2 separate regions of the Homo sapiens genome follow, and region 2 is linked to region 1. Evidence: chromatin loops called from intact Hi-C (ENCODE). Cell type or tissue: mesothelial cell of epicardium. All regions are shown on one strand. Links, peaks and the distances in the headings refer to the core of each region. The heading gives the core; the rest is flanking DNA. Region 1 overlaps LINC00379 (long intergenic non-protein coding RNA 379). Region 2 holds the start of LOC105370313 (a long non-coding RNA gene).

Region 1 (9,128 bases), core at 1,356-6,355:
ATCCAATCACCTCCCTCCCTGAAAATGTGGGGCTTACAATTCAAGATGAGATTTGGATGGGGACACAGAGCCAAACAATATCAATGCCGGAACATGAAATTAGCAGAAATCTAGATACCAAATTAACTTCAAGGAGTAGAGTCACCCTACTGACCTGCAACTATCCTCTGAGCAAGGAACCATCTTCTATATTCTTTAAGACTGTCTCTTGAAGTTTAGTTTTATCCCAAATAATATGCCCTATACAGCCTAGATATCCACATTTGTCAGTTAGTTAATTAACTTTATACTAATTTATTAATTAAAAACAGCTTTGAATATTCAATACCTTGCCATTCTGGACCAAAAATAAGCAAATTTCATTTGTACCTGTTAAACAAACTTACGTGAGCTGTGCTTTCCCAGTGATATATTTTCCTTGAGGCTGTTCCCTTCATCTGAATGACATCCTTGAACATCTGCAGTTGTTCCAAGTTATCATAATTATAAGTTTTGAGAGGAAAGCGTATATGGCAAAGCAATTTCTTATTTCGGTTGGAATTATAAGTGAGCTAGAATAGACCAGAATTTTAAAAATAATAATAAGGAGGTCCTTGCCCTTTGAAATATTAAAATGCTTTCGAAAAACTACAATCGTTTTTTAAAGGGAGATACTGGCCAGAGAACAGACAGATAACAAGATGAGACAGAATACACACACATATACACGCACACACACACACATATACACACACATATATATACACATACACACACATTTATACACAGATATACACACATACCCATATACACATACATATATGCACACATAAACACATATACACATATATATACACACACATATATAAGCACATATATACACACACAAATTTTATATATATACACACATACATGTATGTATATATGTATAGGTTAAGGCAGCATCTCAGATCAAGAAAAAAGATTAGGGGTTAATGGTGCTGGAATAACTAGTTCTCCATTTGGAAAAAGCAGCAAAAACCAATCTCTACCTCATTTGATATAGCAAAATTATTTCCAGACCAAAAAATGGCTTACATGAAAAAAATAAATAAATATCAGAGCATTTATCACAGGAAAGTGATGAAAATTTGGAAAATGTATACAGAAGATATCCATGTCTTTAAGACACCTAAAGTTCTTACAAGTTATTTAGAAAAAGAGGTACCAATAGAAACATAAATAAAGGATTAGAATAATCACATCATAGCATAATCAGTTAAAATCGACGGTGGGCATATAAAGATTTCAGCTTCAGTAGCAATTCAAAATTTCAACTCAAAACGAAAATGAGAGGTTATATGTCAACTATCAGATTGGTAAGAAAACACATTGCAATAGCAGGGCAACTTGCAGATTGGAAAAGTGAATGCAAATTAAGGTTTATGGAACTCCCCTCCCACTGGGACCACCTATGCCACGACAGCAGCATGTCTTCTACAGACCTACAGAATCTCTAAGTCTCCCCAGTGTTCTAAATCTTGGGGCTTAGATGTACCTTTAATTCACACCTACAGTTACCTATTATTTTTGCTATTCCTACCTGGGATTCTAGGTCCTTCCTGTTGCTCATTACTTCAAATATGATTAGGCACATAAGATGTTAGAGAAATATCGCCCACTGTCAAATAATGACTTCCTTTCTGCTAGAATTAAATCACAACTCCATAAACCAGGTTTCTTGGCTAATTGGGAAAAGAAGGCTTAAGGAGTCGGGATGCAGTTGGGATGAATTGCAGGCCCACACGAGAATATCATTGGTAATTAGGTCACCTCTGCTTAAGTATCCTTCTCCTTACTTTATCCCCTCTTCGGATCATCTGCCTGCAAGACAGACCTTGCTTCTTTTCACAACGCCTTTCACATAAGACTGCATTTGTACCATTTGCCATTTTCTCAGGATAAGCAAATCAATCAAACTTATCCCTATTAATGAGGTAGTGGGTGTATCTATTAACTCTATTCTTAATCTAAACAGGCGGTTCTAATGGTGGCACTTGCTGACGCCACAGCATGGGTGCTCGGCCCTGGAAGCAGATTCAATCACCTGAGGATGACACCAAAACCAATTTCTTTTTTTTTTTTTTTTTTTTTTTTTTTGAGACAGAGTCTCGCTCTGTCGCCCGGGCTGGAGTGCAGTGGCGCGATCTCGGCTCACTGCAAGCTCCGCCTCCCGGGTTCACACCATTCTCCTGCCTCAGCCTCCTCAGTAGCTGGGACTACAGGCGCCCGCCACCACGCCTGGCTAATTTTTTTTTTTTTTTAATTTTTATTTTTAGTAGAGACGGGGTTTCACCGTGTTAGCCAGGATGGTCTCAATCTCCTGACCTCATGATCCGCCCGCCTCAGCCTCCCAAAGTGCTGGGATTACAGGCGTGAGACACCGCGCCCGGCCACCAAATCCAATTTCTAGCCAGCAAAAACTATTAATTCAGAATATCTGGCACTGGGGCTTGGGCACACTTCGTTGTTCGTTTGCTTTGGTTTGAATGCTTCGAAGGTGATTCTGATGTTAATGTGCAGCAAAGCTGGCAAATCAATCCCTAGGGCAGTGGCTCTCAAAATGTGGTCTCCAAATCAGCGGCATCGGGATCACCTGGGAACTTGTTAGAAATGCAGATTCTCAGGGTCCACCCCAAGCCTACTGAATCAGGATTCCAAAGGTGAGGCCCAGGACTGCTTTAGCAATGCCTCCAGGATATTCTGACGCGAATGCTCAAGTTTGAGAACCACTGCAAGAGGACAGTCATTCCACGATATTTTGTGAGTCTTTCCTGTGCCCAGGCACTCTGTCTATAAAGATAAATTGGAAGTGAGCTTCTAATTTGGCATGGTATCATCGGGAAAGAATAACAACGTACTATAATAGTCCAGAGGAAGAAAGGATTAAGCCTCACTGTGGGAAGGCTTTCCACACAGCCCTTTCAGCAGCCTCTCAAATTATTACGCTGCTTTAGGATTTGACGGTGACCATGGACAACGCAACGTCAGGTGGGCTTTTACAGACTATAGACTGGCGATCTTAAACCCCAAATGTCCCGTTTACTTTCCATCTTCTGATGACAATGATCTGATGAGAGTTACACATCGTGAGCCCAAGAACAGGAGGTGTTATGGCAAGCGGCATTGCCTTCTGTTCCGAAGCCACTCATCAGCTCCACCCCACCCCATCCCCAGTGTCTTTCCAAAGTGGCTCAGTCAAGTTTTGCCGAAATTAAAGGCTCTGGCTTCACTCCCTGAAGCACAGCATTGAGCTGGCGGCCAGGGCCAAACCTAAGCTAGAGTCCGACAGAGCCGCCCAGTCACCCCACCCACTCATAGCCCCTTCCCGGGAACCCCCGGTGTGCACTGTCCCTCGCCGGCCCCGGGCGCCTTGACAAGGGAGACCAGCTCCTCCGGCACAACCCGGAAGGAAGGGTAAAGGGCCAGCAAGAAGGGAGAAGAAGCGAAAGGGCCGATCTTCTGTTGTTTTCCACGTCCGGTGGACGGCGCCTCTCCTCGGGCGCTTGCCCCGGTGCCCGCGGGCCTGGGAGCGCCTCTATGTCCGCCGCTGGGCGCGTCCTCCGCGAGCGCGCAGTGCCCAGCCCCGAGGGGACGCTGGGACTGCCCTCCGCCCAGGAACGGACAATCTGCGTTCACAACTGAGTCTGGGGCCTCCCAGACTCCCACGGGGAAACGGCGAGCCCGGCATTGGTGGTCCCCGCTGGCCGGATCTCACCCAGCTCAGCGCAATCTTGTGCGCCGGGAGCCGCGGGCCCAAGCGAAAGGGACGCGCTAGCCCAGGAAGGAGGGCGGGGCGCAGGGGTGCAGGCACCTCTGGGCTTCCTTTCCCCTTTATTTCTTATCCCATTCCCTCTCCTCTTCCTTCTCCCCTTCGATCCTTCCATCCTTCCCACTCTTCTCGATCTTTCTGCAGCTCTCCTCCCAGATGCTCCCTGAAACAGTGGGAGGAGGAGCCACCGCCCTGCCGCCCTTTTGACTTTGAACATTCCTGATGGCCCCTTCCAAACTGGGTTGGAAAAGAAAAATCAAAGGATCGGGCTTCTAGAAAGAGTCATACCCCATTCACTCCCACACATGCACACCTGGAAACAGTAGTCCAAGAGAAACATCAACCCTGGGCGAAATTTTCAAGTGATTACATCATTGCCCTTCTGAGATCGCGCACACACACCGCCAAGCAGGCATGCGCACATCCATGTGCTCACCCTCTGCGGGACCCAGCCGCTCCCCACAGATGGCATTTTATGTGCTATGTCTTTCCATATATATATATATATATATATATATATATATACACATACATACATATATTTATTTATTATACTTTAAGTTCTACGGTACATGTGCACAACGTGCAGGTTTGTTACATATGTATACATGTGCTATGTTGGTGTGCTGCACCCATTAACTCGTCATTTACATTAGGTATATCTCCTAATGCTATCCCTCCCCTGAGAAATGAACAATGAAGACATATGTGCTATGTCTTTCTGCATCAAATGGATACTCTCCTGTCTCGTTTTCTCCAGGGCCTGCCAGGTGACTGGGATATATCCGCTCCACCTCCACTTAGCCTAAGCCTGCCCTTGTCTCTCCCTCTTCTCCCACCAAATCTCCCCCCTTACCCTGTCCTTCATTTTTGGATATATTCATTAAAAACAAGTAAAAGGAGTCCACAAACTTCTCGTAGTTATTTTATACTAAAAATTCTCTTCTCTTTAGGTCTCAGTGTGCTAATAAACATAGAGCCTCCAGATATACTCTATTAATCCCACTATTTCTCCCGAGGACCCTTTGACTTTGAGATCTTGCTGGCAGGGGGCACCTGTGTGTTGAAAGGGATCAGACTAGACCCTGGAGTAATAGAAGTTAAACTTCTATACCCATAACTTAAAAACATGTCTTAGCTTATCAGGTATTGCCCAGCACACAGCATAGGGTATCCCTGAAAGGGTACTTAGTAGATATCTTTTGTAGGAAGGAGGGGTTCTAGAGCAAGGTAGAGAGCAATGGTATTCCGTCCTGACTGCACATAATATTCACCAGGGAGCCATGTAGGGGTGTGTGTGTGTGTATGTGTGTGTGTGTGCGCGCGCGCACATGAGCGCAAGTGTACACACAGCACCAGGGATAGGACCTGGATATATATTAATCATTTAAAAATATAAAAACCATTCTTATGCTCTGGGATGAAGCCTGGACATAATTTGGGGAGTTTTGTTTTGCTTTTTTTTTTAATTCCTTTGGTGATTCTAAGATACCGTTATGATTAAGAAGCGCTGCTAAAAGCCTTCTCAAAACACAGTTCCAAGACCAGCAGTATCGTCATAACCTGGAAGCTGGTGAGAAACGCAGATTCTCAGGTCACACCCCAGACAGACTGAATCAGGAACTCTGGAGGTGAGGCCCAGTGATCTGTGTTTCAACAAGCCCTCCAGATGATTCTGATGCACACTAAAGTTTGACAACCAATGAGGGTTGTCTGGTCTACACCATGCTATATCATCCACAGAGCTAAAATAATGTGCATATTTTAAAAGAACTATATATAAGCAGCAAACAGATAAGGCTATGCCCACAAAGCCTAAAATATTTACTAGATGGCCCCTTACAGAAAAAAAGATTCCATTCTACACTAGAGGGTCATATGGTGGAGGACCCTGTTATCCTACCAGACAATGGCAGTATGAGAGTACTTAGAAGTTTTGTGAATTAGTAAGAGACAGGAGAATGTAGGGAAAGAGAATAGGAAGGTGTCAAGAGTAGAGAGAGGGAAAGATATTTTTTCTTATTCATATAAAACCAGGCACTTGCTTAAGGGATTTGCTAAAATCACTGGAGGTCAAAGCAAGATTGCCCTCTTTTCTGTAGATGTGCATAATTTATAAGCATCAAGCAAACAAGTATGGAGGATCTGTCTTTCATATGGCATATGTGAGCCACAGCAGTCTTCCAGGTAGAAGCTGAAGCAGGCTAGTTCCATTTTTAGTCCACTTCCCTCAGCCCTACCTCTACCCGAAGCTGTTTGTGTGTAGGTTTGCTTTCCCTAGGAGCCCTTCAGTGCCTCGAAGACAGAAAATAGAAGCTTAATTTTTGTGGTAGGTTGAGCCTGAAGCAGAGTGACAGGCACAGAGTAGGTGCTTAGATATGTACATTTCAATCAATGTTTGTTTAAAAATTCCCATGCATGGTTCTTTGTAGGAAACAGTGCCAATTCTTCACATATGTGCTAGGTTAGATATCTGGGGAAACTACACCAACTGTCAGATAAGGAGGAGGCTAAAAAATATGTAATAAAGGCTATGAGGCATCCAAAATAGCGAACATTATATTTTACTAATTGTTAAAAGAAATAATGCCCATCTTTGATACAACAGGGCAACCATTCATAAACTGGGATCAATCTTTATCCACTCAAAATAAAGTTGGAAAAGCTTATTGCTGGTTAATGTTAGTGCTATTTGTTCACCTAATAATGGGTCAGCTACCTGCTCATCATTCTTAGTAAGGTATGCAAACTAAATGTATACATGTGGATTTCCATTTTAAAAACTAGACTTACAGCATCCATTTTGATTGAATGATACTATTTCCAGGCCTGGATCCCAGCCATTACTAATACTACTTGGCTGTGGTGGGGCTAAATGAATTCTATTAAAAGAGAAAATCCTACGTAACAGATATGTTCACAAGTTGCTCTCCATTTAGCATTCAATCTGTTTAAAAATATGTGATTCTTTTAATCCAGAATTAATGGAAAATTACAGCATTTCAGTACTGTATTGTGTGCTTTAATAAACAAAATTTTTTGCCAAAAACCTCATATTGTAATTTTTGGAAAAGGCAATCATTTGGGGCTTGGGTAGTCTCTCTCTGACAATGAAAAACAAATGTTATTGATTCACAAACAAATATTTGTTTCCTCAAACTTATTCCTATCTCATGTTTCAAGGCCACTTCAAGTCATTCAGACACCTCACTTGCCATTAAATTAAGAACAGATGTAGCAACACCAGCGTAATCTACTAGAGTGAAACCTTGTGTACTAGTCAGCTCGAGTTGCTATAACTAAATACCATAGATTGGGTGGTTTAAACAATAGAAGTTATTGTCTCACAGGTCTGCGGGCTGAATGTCCAAGATCAGGGTACCGGCATGGGCTGGTGCTGGGGAGGGCCACCTTCCTGGTTTGTGGAGGGTGACCTCCTCACTGTGTCCTCACAGATGAGAGGGACAGAGAGAAAGTCTAGGTCTTTTTTTTTTTGAGACGGAGTTTTGTTATTGTTACCCAGGCTGGAGTGCAGTGGCGCAATCTTGGCTCACTGCAACCTCCGCCTTCCAGGTTCAAGTGATTCTCCCGCCTTAGCCTTCCAAGTAGCTAGGATTACAGGTGCCCGCCACCAGGCCAAGCTAATTTTTTGCATTTTTAGTGGAGATGGGGTTTCACCCTGTTGGCCAGGCTGGTCTCACAATCCTGATCTCAGATGATCCACCCACCTCAGCCTTCCAAAGTGCTGGAATTACAGGCGTGAGCCACTGTGCCCGACCTCTAGGTCTCTTCTTATAAGAATACTAATCCAATCTAATCAGGGCTCCACCCTTATGACCTCATTCAACCTTCATTATTTTTGTGAAGGCTCTACCTCCAAATATAGCCACACTGTGGGGCCAGAGCTTCAACATACAAGTATGGGGGGGTGGGCACAATTCAGTCCACAGCACCTTGGTTTTTAAAGATGTAAAAATTCAACCTTGTTCAAGTATAGAGTACCTAGTTAAATCCAGTGGAAAGCAACTAGCCTATGAAGTCTCATTTACACACGTGATTGTAAAAACACAAAGCTGACTTGAGTCTTTAGCACAGTAATAAAAAAAATTACCAAATACCGGTATCCCTTTATGAAAACAATATGAATGTATGAAAGTATAGTTGAGGCTACCTAGGAGGTTGAGATGCTTGCAAATGCTAAAACATAACATGTTTAAAATGCCGCTAAAGTATAAAAGTTCACCAATAAACATAGCAAAGACCGTAATTTTATTAAAGTTCCACAAAACAAATACAATATAAAATTATTGCTCTAAATAATTTGATCAAGTGCTTTTGATTAAATGCTTTTTTTTCTTTGACAGAGTCTTGCTCTGTTGCCCAGGCTGGAGTGCAGTGGTGTGATCTCGGCTCACGGCAACCTTCGCCTCCAGGGTTCAAGCGATTCTCCTGCCTCAGCCTCCTGAGTAGCTGGGATCATAGGCATGCACCCCCATGCCTGGCTAATTTTTGTATATTTAGTAGAGACAGAGTGTCACCGTGTTGGCCAGGCTGATCTCAAACTCCTGGCCTCAGGTGATCCACCCGCCTCAGCCTCCCAAAGTGTTGGGACTACAAATGTGAGCCACCACGCTCGGTCTGATCAGATTCTTTTGATCAAATGCTTTTACCTATGCTAATCATGGTGTTTTGCTTCATGTTTGCACCCCATTTTCCCAAGGAAGAGGCAAATTACAAAAAAATAAAATTAAAAATGTGGCAGAAAGCAAGATGTACCTTTAAAAAAATACAGAATATGCCTCGAGGTCAATACAGATCCAGGCCTCTATTTCAAACTCTCAGTCACCATCTACTCCTAGGTATCTGTAGCCACTAGTATCACATTAATATTCCTATAGATATTAGTTTGATGAATGTTTTTAAAGGCCATGCTTTCCCCCTGTGGGTGCATATTACTAAGATAAGGGTCTTCCTAGCTGGGACATATAGCCAACTACTCCCATAATCAGGTCTACTTAGCATGTTGGGCCTTCCCTGGTTGCCTCTTGATGCTCCTGTCAACACCTACCCAGTTCCCATACTGGACTGGCTCCTTAGTATATATAGTTCAGCTGAACAGTAATGAAATTCTAGGTTGAAAGATTTCCTTGCTTTGGCCCTCCTCCTCAAAATCAACCCCAAAGGACCAGATTAAATCTATCCCCATTCAAGAAAATCAGCTATTAGAGCAGACAAGGCAGATTGATTGCATGTCCCACTTTGTGTTTCTGGAAAAATATCCAACATCCTTACAATATATTCCCCTTCAATGAAGCTAGCTTAAATTCCTTTCTCTTTT
Region 2 (9,128 bases), core at 2,008-7,007, 66 kb after region 1:
ACACAGAGTGGGTGGCTCCTGTGGTCTTTAAATAAAAGTTTTTGAACCTTTAGAGGAAGATTATGCAAGCTCTCACATAACATAGACATATAACGTGATAACATTGAATAGTTTGAGAGCACTTGTTTTCAGGTAATGCTTGATGTTCCTCAGCACCTGTAGAGGAAGAAAGTATTCAGGTTATTCCTTGGAGCGAGACTCCCCAGCCATTGTTCTCAACAATCATTGCATGGAAGCTCAGTTGCCATGATCGTCAATTCATTCCTCTTGGAGCTTAGTAGAAAATGTTAGCCTTCTATGTCTTGATCAACAAGAAAATCTCACAGCAAATTTCCCTGGCATCCAATGCATTTCAGCTGTTTTAACTCATATACACAAAGTAATTGCCCAAAATCAAAACACCCTGCCCATGTGACTGAGCTGGTATGAGGCTTCCACTCTAATGTGGGAGGATCTAAAAAGCGGAAGTTTAAGTGTAGGTTTAGATTGGGGTCATACACTCAAAAATTACAAACACTGGACAGGACTATAGATTTACAACATGAAACAGATGTTAGACGATAGGGTTGAGCGGGGATTGTGGTGCACCAAAGAATGCTTACCCTATCTAAACAGAGGGATTGCTACTCAAATCTAGTTTTGTGACCATGCAAGAATAAAAATTTGTTCACATAAACTCATTATTCAAGGACGGTCATAAAATTATATTTTAATGTTAAATTTCTGCATTTTTTAAGCACATTCATTGCCAAACAAACCCTATTTTGGATTGCCAATCAAAACCTTTCAACTCTAGCCCCATAACTGCTCATTGTTACCACATTTCTAGAAGAAAGAAGTGAAAGAAGCTCCTTTGCTTGTTCTTGTGCAGAACTGAAATCTGATTCTCAAAAGCAATCTGTTGCACGCATGTGTAGTTATGTTTTTAGCTCACTGGGAAACTACAAAGGGGTTAGGATTGCAAATCCCAGTCCAGAGTTAAAATTCCTTTTCACAGCTTTCTTCCTGGGCTGCTGAACTCCACTAGACATTAGTCCTGCCTCTATACTGATAGTCTGAGAAAGAAAATGCCAGCTGGTGTCCAGCATTCTCAAATCCTTGGAGCTCCACTGCTGCCACATTTTCAAAAGAAATGTAGAGAAAAAAGACCAGCCAAATTCTTCAGCATGGTATTCAAGTTCCTCCATAATCTGACTTCAATAAACCTTTCCAACATATCCTCAGTTCTTCCGTATTCCATTCAATTAGGATGCCTACCATTCCCAAAATATGTTATGCATTATAATTTCTATATCAGCCCCTTTTTACCTATCTGAATCAAGTACTTTATGTCATTTTGTGACCTCTTCCACTGTGTTGTCCATTTCCTCTTCTTTTGTACTTACTGATAATGTTGTTTTTAATTTTTTCCTGAGTAATATTTGATTTCTTCATCTAGCATGTTAGTCTGTGTCCTCCAAGATAATATGTCAAGACAAGATTAAGCAAGTGAGGATTTTTACTGGGGAAAATGTGCCTGCACAGGAAAATAAGGGGCAAGCCAGGGGAGGCTGGAAGAACTATTCACATACAATGCAAGTCTGATCCCGAAGGAAGAAGAGTGGGAAGGAAGCTTGGGTGGAATCATCTTAGACTGTGATGCAGTCAGAGGAAGGTCCAGTAATATTCATGGAGAGTCCGTAATCCAAATTGGGCTATCTTAGGAGTCTCATGTTTTCTGGGAATAAGCTGTTTTAGTATCTCAACTGTACTCAGTTATCGGCTGAGAACAGTCACTAGGAAGTGTAGAGAATTTAAGTGTAGCTTGGAAGGCTGTGATAAGTGTATCATTTTCCTTATGCACAGTGCAAATGTGGCAATGATGGCCTTCAAAGCACAACAGCAGAGGTCCTTGGTCAGTAATATGGTTTGGCTTTGTGTCCCCACCCAAATCTTACCTCAAGTTGTAATCCCCATAATCCCCATGTGTCAAGGGTGGGACTAGATGGAGATAATAGGATCATGGAGGCAGTTTCCTCCATGCTGTTCTCGTGATAGTGAGTTCTCATGAGACCTAATGGTTTTATAAGCGTCTGGCATTTCCCCTGTTTGCATTCACTCCTTCCTGCCGCCCTGCGAAGAAGAAGCCTGCTTTTCCTTTGCTTTCCACCATGATTGTAAGTTTCCTGAGGCCTCCCCTGGAATGTGGAACTGTGAGTCAATTAAACATCTTTCCTTTATATATTACCTAGTCTCGGGTATTTCTTCGTAGCAGTGAGAGAATGGACTAACACAGTCAGTCATACTCAATACCCCCAGAGTTGGGGAACTGAGAGGTACGTTCTCATAACTGCCATTAAGGAGGAATAACCTCCTTATAGATGGAAATCGTGTCTAATATTCTTTTTTTCTTCCATAGCAAACTGCAAAGTGCCACATTCAAGGACATACATACATAAATTCATACATACACAGCTACAAATAAATAGATCACAAGGTAATAAATAAGCATTTAGTTTTACTTTCAACTTGCTCTTTTTTTTTAATATGCTCTTTTTTAAAGAATAGAGTTCTACAAGTGTGGCTATGTTGCCTCTACTAAGAAAACTACTTTACTCATCTTATTTCACTTCATTTTCCTAAATTCCTGCATTTCTTTATTTGTATTTGAGAAATCCATAAACAAAACACATAAATTACCACTATAGGGCCAAAAAGCTGCCTTAATGGCTTGAAACAATAATTTCATATCTCTAACATGCAATGGACCATTATATACTCTCAAGGAGTCATAGAAACAAAAAGGAGACTAGAGTTTATCTGAGATATTTCACTAAAGTACACACCATCGTTTGAACTTGCATAATATTGTAAGTGTTCCTTATTTTTGTATATTTTGTGTCCCTTACTTTTTGCTTAATCTACATGTAGAGGTCATGACAGTATCACTTAGATTCTTACTGCATACTTCCCACACTTTCATTAAACTAATTATCTCAAAATATAATTAGCTAATTACTGAGAAAGGTAGATAATGATAGTGAGTGGAATGTAAGATAAGCATTAATGAACAACAGGATCCAAATATTCCAGTCAGGGAGAAGACATTCAGAGTTGGCAGAGAGACAAGGAATATTCAATAACCTTTTGATCAGTTGCACTTGAATCAGAACTAACAATGCTACCCTGTGTTACTGCAACTGGGTAGGAATCCAAGTCCTCAATTTTTTAAATCCTAACAAAGCTCCTTTACATTTCAGTGATACTGAATGATGTACTAAATTATCCTAGTGCAGACCGGTTGCAATTTGTCAACTGGACTTTTCAGTCTTTCTCATTTATATTTATTTATTTATTTATTTATTTTGCTTTTTTAGAAAGTATTATGTGAAAAAGATTTGTTGTCATTTGTAGCCAGTGTCAAAGCAACATAATTTATTATAATGAAGTTCAACATGTTTCTGAAGGGCCAACATTCCAAACTTTAAATTGTTCACAAGATGGTAAGGGCATATTTGTTTAAAATGAAAAAGATCAGGTTGAAAATCGATTTTTAATTAACTGGATCTGGATCAGAGAACTTTGCAAATGAAAATACAGTAGGGCATCTAATCAGATAGGTTATTTACCCAGAATAATTGAATCCACGCTACAGCAAAGTCCTTAAAATGTGGCTTTGCTGCAATATATTTTAGTTCTCTGAGTGTGTTCAACTGTCTACAGCATGGAACTAATGTAACATGTAGCATGGATAAAATCCCTGCATGAATCATCAGTCTCATCTGGAGAAAAGCCATGCCAAGAGCAAGACCAGCCATGACATCTCACTTTTCTGTAATAATTGGATTGGTATTTGGAGTAGCATAACCTCAAAACTCTCCACACAATGTGTTTATCATACAACTTTGGAGCAATTCACTTGCCTAAATTCCCCATTAGAGTGTGGGCTCCTTTTGAGGAGAGATTTATCCCCTGACTAATACCTAATAGGCCCTCAGTAAATGTTCATGATTTAATCTGTAAACAGTGCAGAACACTAAGACCAATTTAGTTCAATATATTATTTATTTATGCTGTACAAGGCATAGAGCTGGCGACAAATAAAAGGGAAACCATGGATATCGTCTGGGAATGTATAATCTTCTTGGAAAATAAGACAGGCACCCATGAAACATTTACAACCAAATAAGGTGGTTTGTAAACTTTATGTTTTAATGAGTGATACAAACAGTGAATGCTGGCAGAATTCAGAGAAAGAAGAAATCTGTGTTGGTAGAGTGACAGGCAAGCATAAACACCATCATTAGAAAGGCAAAGGAGAAAAGAGGGCATCCACTGGGTGGAATAAGGTAAGTCTGACACATTCACAGGACAGATGGGAAATGGGGCTGCCTGGAGTGGATGATTCACAATGAGGAGTAAAGACAGCAAAGGTGGAGGGGTAAGGCTAGAAATAAATGAGAAAAGCCTTGAAGCCATTGTGAGAAGTATGAATAGTGTAATGGAGAAAAACACTGAGCTAAATCAGGAGATCTTGTTCTAGGCCTTCCTTTGGCCCTGTTTGCTGCTCTAACAAGTGCACTGCATTGACTTCAGTTTCCTCATACATGAATCGAGACAGACCAAAAGACTCAAAGTTCTAGGCAAGATAGAGTCCTGGGCAGAGAAGGTACGAGCAAGGAAATGCCACGAGGAGTGAAAGGTTTGGGTAAGACCAGTCTGATGCACAGAAATGGCCTGGGTAATGGCCAAGGAAGTGTTTGCAACAGCAAACCAATTACCAGAAGACAAAGTTTTAATATAAGGAGCAAGTAGAAGAAATGGAAATGTAAGAAATATTTGAAGGCATCATTAATCAGACTCAATGACTTGTAGAAGGACTGACTTAAAAATAATGGCATTGCTCTGGCGCGGTGGCTCACGCCTGTAATCCCAGCACTCTGGGAGGCTCAGGCGGGTGGATTACGAGGTTAGGAGATTGAGACCATCCTGGCTAACACAGCGAAACCCCGTCTCTACTAAAAAAAAAAAATAGCCAGGCGTGGTGGCGGGTGTCTGTAGTCCCAGCTACTCAGGAGGCTGAGGCAGTAGAATGGCGTGAACCCGGGAGGCCGAGCTTGCAGTGAGCCGAGATCGCGCCACTGCACTCCAGCCTGGGCAACAGAGCAAGACTCCATCTCAAAAACAAGAACAACAGCAACAAAAATAATGGCATTGCTTTGAACCTAGGTGACTAAATATTAGAGTCTAATTAGAAAAAAATATATATTAAGGGCAAAGCCAGTGTGAAATGCAACCACACAAGTTTGCTTTGGCTCTATCCACCCTAAATACCTTCCCTCCACTGTAAGAACCACCTTTTAGTTTCAGCCTTAGGTTCCACAGCAAGAACCTCTGGAGTGTGAACTTGCTGAGGATCCTTAATAGCCACTCCTATTTCCCCATGGCTCATGTGTGGGTTTCCAACACACCACCTCCTCCTGTGTTCCTCACATCTGGGCTTTCTTCCAGATCTGTTCAGCTTCCCATACCAGTTGCTCTTTTGAGGCTTTTCTGCTATTTTAGATCTCCATTCTCAAGTGAATGAAATCTGACTGAAAATGAATGCTTTCTCAAGAAAATTACTATGGTTTTGTTGCAGGATGGGCAAGCCCAAGTTGGGGCTTAGCCAGGGAGGGTTTTTGGCTTTACCCAGGAACGAATTCAAGGGTAAGCCAGTGGTGTTAGAGAGCACTTTTTCACTGAATGGTACTGCCCCTTGTAGAGCAGGGCTAACTCGGAGGCAGTGCGCCCAGAGTTGGCCACATATGGGCTCTTGGTAACCGCATTTATAGTCACGTAAATCCACTTCCAATTGCATGCAAATTAAGGGGTAGGTTGATACAAATTGAGGAGTGGGTTATTTAGAACTTTCTAGAAATGGGGTGGTAATGCCAAGGTTGTTGCCATGAAAAGGGGTGGTAACTCCAGGTCATTGCCATGACACTTGTAAACTGTCATGGTGCTGATAGGAGTGTCTTATGCTAATGAGCAATGAGCACCTTGGGATCTCTTTTTTCATCATCTGCTGGTTCCTGACAGTTTCTTCATTTCATCCTGTCTAGACCAGATCCTGTTTTGGTCAGCAGAATTCTGACCAGAAAACAAGTGCTGCTGGTCTCCTACCTCCATTTGATAAGTAAGTAGGAATACTGGGTACTTGATCATCACAACAATCTTTGAGATATTGTATTATGCTTCTCTTGCTGCGTGGTAAATTACCACAATTGTAGTGACTTGAAGCCATGGCCATTTATTAGCTCACAGTTCTGTGGGTCAGAAGTCTGTGACTGAGTTCTCTATTCAGGTTCTTACAAGACTGAAATTGAGGTGTTGGCCAAATGGAGTTGTTATCTGGAAGCTTTGGGGAAAATTCCACTTCTAAGCTATTCAGGATAGTGGAAGAATTCAGCTACTTGTGGCGGTGGGATTGATGTCCACGTTTCCTTGATGGTTGTCAGCCGAGGGTTTTCTAGCTCCTAGAGGCCACCCAGGGCCATTGTGTGGTCCTTGAGGCCACATACATTTTTGTCAATCGGGCTGGTATGCGGTGGTGTGATCATAGTTCACTGCTGCCTTGCATTCCTGGGCTCAAGTGATCCTCCTGCCTCAGCCTCACAAGTAGCTGGGGCCACAGGCGTGTGCCACTGCACCCAGCTAATTTTTAATTTTTTTTGTAGAGACAGGATCTTGCCATGTTGTCCAGGCTGGTCTCAAACTCCTGGGCTCAAGCAATCCTCCTACTCAGCCTCCTGAAGTACTAGGATTATAGGTGTGAGCCACCGCACCTGGCCTATCTTCCTTTTTAAAGGTCAACTGTACCATAGAACATAATATAATTACAGACCGAAATCTTCGTATTCACAAATCCAGGGGCTATACAGGCTACATGCACCAGAGGGCAGAGAACATTGAGGGCCATCTCAGAATTTTGCCTAGCACCGGCATATGATGGAGGAGACCCAAAGCTGTCCTAGACATTTTCAGATATTTCATTCAAAGGCTGATATTTCCATGATGTTTATTAATGAGTAATTTAATTTAGTATTTAAGAGCATGAGATCTGGGGTCTGCCTCCCCAGAGGCATTTTGCCTCTGTCACTCATCCGATATGTGGTCCTAATCAAGATCCTTATAGCCTTCCCAAATTTGGTTTTTCACATCATCAAGATATGGAGATAAATAATACTTGGTTTATATATATGTTATAAAGATGAAATGAAATAATTCATGTAAAGCTTTAACACAAATTCCTGGTTCTCAGATGGTCGACTGGCTCATAAATGGTGGCCTTTTCTTTTTCTCTTTTTCTAAATGAGACTCGGAGATATTACTTTTTCCAAAACTGCACAACCACTAAGCGGAGGACCTGAGAATCAATTCCTAAATCTCTCTGGCTTCAGAACCTACCCTTAGGCTGCCAGGCTACTCAAGGTTTCTTCATAGCCTCCTGCAATAACTCAGAAACATTACATCTTTATTGATTCATCAATTAACATAGAAGGCATCAAAAACAGCTTTGATGTACTCCCAGCTTCAAATATACCAGTTTTTCTGCATCTGACTTTTATACCCTTACAGCTCCTCCTTGCACATGGGGTGAACTATCTAAGGCAACCACTTCACCTGTACGGGTTCATAGCTCTTCTCACCAAATAAAGGAGCACTCCTGTAATTATCCCCTCTTTTCTGCACCTTTAATCATTCCCACACTTGAGGATCACTTCCTTTAGCATACACACACACTGATATAGCTCCTACCTTCAAAGCAAAAGCCTCCCTCTCCCTGTGTCTGCTTCAGAAAGTTAAAACCTCTACTTCTTATCTGTCTCAATAAACAGCAGCTCCATTTTTCCAGTTGCCTTCACCAAAAACCTGGAGTTATCTTTAATGCCTCCCTTTCCCTCATACTCCACATTTATCAGCAAATTCTGACAGCTCCAACTCAAATATAAACCAAATCTGGCTATGCCCACTACCGCCATCACCACCACCTCAGTACAAGGACCTCCCATAGCCAGTGAAATCCAAAGTTATTGTCAGGTTTTACAAGGTTCTTCATTATCTGACACCAGGTTTCCTCTCCAGCCATATCTCCAACCACACTCTGCTGCTCTTGTTCATGCACTCCAGCCTCACGCCTGTTCCTGGAAAACACCAAGCAAACTTCTGCTTCCATGCCCTTCACATTAACTGCCCTCTGAAGGAGATGTCCTTCCACAAACACACACAGATACCCTTCCCCTCATCCACTTCATTCAGATTCTGCCTCAATTGTATCTCCTTGGAAAGGCCTTCATCACTTTTATTTATTTATTCATTTATTTATTTTTGGTAGGATCTCACGCCGTCACCCAGGCTGGAGTGCAATAGCACAATCTTAGCTCACAGCACCCTCCAACTCCTGGGCTCAAGTGATCCTTCCACTTCAACCTCCAGAGTAGCTGGGATTATAGGAATGTGCTACCATACCTGGCTAATTTTTTTTTTTTTTAATGTTTCGTAGAGATGAGGTCTTGCTGTGTTGCCCAGCCTGGTCTCAAACTCCTGAGCTGAGAAGATCCTTTTGCCTCAGCCTCCCAAAGTGCTGATATTACAGGCATGAGCCACCCTGCCTGGCCCCCTCTTTCTTTTCTCCTTCTTTCTTATTACCAAGTATTACTAATGTCCCTGCATATTTTTAATTCAATGTGCTATAATTAAGTACCATCATCTTTTATTTCAAATTATCATGAGCTGGTCTCAAACTCCTGGGTTCAGGCAATCCTCCCGCCTCAGCCTCCCAAAGTGCTGGAACGACAGGCATGAGCCGCCACACCTGGCCTCCATCATTCTTTATCACATGTACTTAACTAAGTTATATATGTTACATACTTATTTGTTTATTAATATTTTTAGCTTTTTTTAATACAAATTATTTTGTATTCACTTTCTCACTTATGTATTTATTTGTTGACTTGCCTGTCTTTGCCCCACTAAAATGGAAGCTCCATGAGAGGCAGGGGAAGTTTCTGCCTTGCTCAATGCTCTATCGTTTGTGTCCAGAATACACAAGTGCTTGGCACTTCATAAATATCCCAACATATTTGTAAAGTAAACAATGTAAAGGT

The links. Hi-C counts contacts between places; a loop is a spot of excess contacts. Peaks named below come from ENCODE experiments on the same cell type or tissue, not always from the same donor. Only the 100,000 strongest peaks of a DNase experiment are listed, where the experiment ranks them.
Region 2: it touches region 1 in a loop (13-fold over the local background); 5 of 110 quality-filtered maps call a loop at or near these places.

Annotation. Positions count from the first base shown.
Region 1 is chr13:91,171,649-91,180,776 of GRCh38, forward strand. All of the region lies in intron 2 of LINC00379 (long intergenic non-protein coding RNA 379), which reads right to left. Among named protein-coding and RNA genes, the nearest start is that of LINC00379, 35 kb to the right of the region's middle. In mesothelial cell of epicardium, for the core only: no CTCF peak of the experiment used is centred there; a DNase peak (open chromatin) is centred at 3,563.
Region 2 is chr13:91,237,384-91,246,511 of GRCh38, forward strand. It overlaps LOC105370313 (a long non-coding RNA gene), which reads left to right and starts at 4,258. Exons shown (of 3, transcript XR_931641.2): 1 at 4,258-4,328; 2 at 6,084-6,157. In mesothelial cell of epicardium, for the core only: no CTCF peak of the experiment used is centred there; no DNase peak of the experiment used is centred there.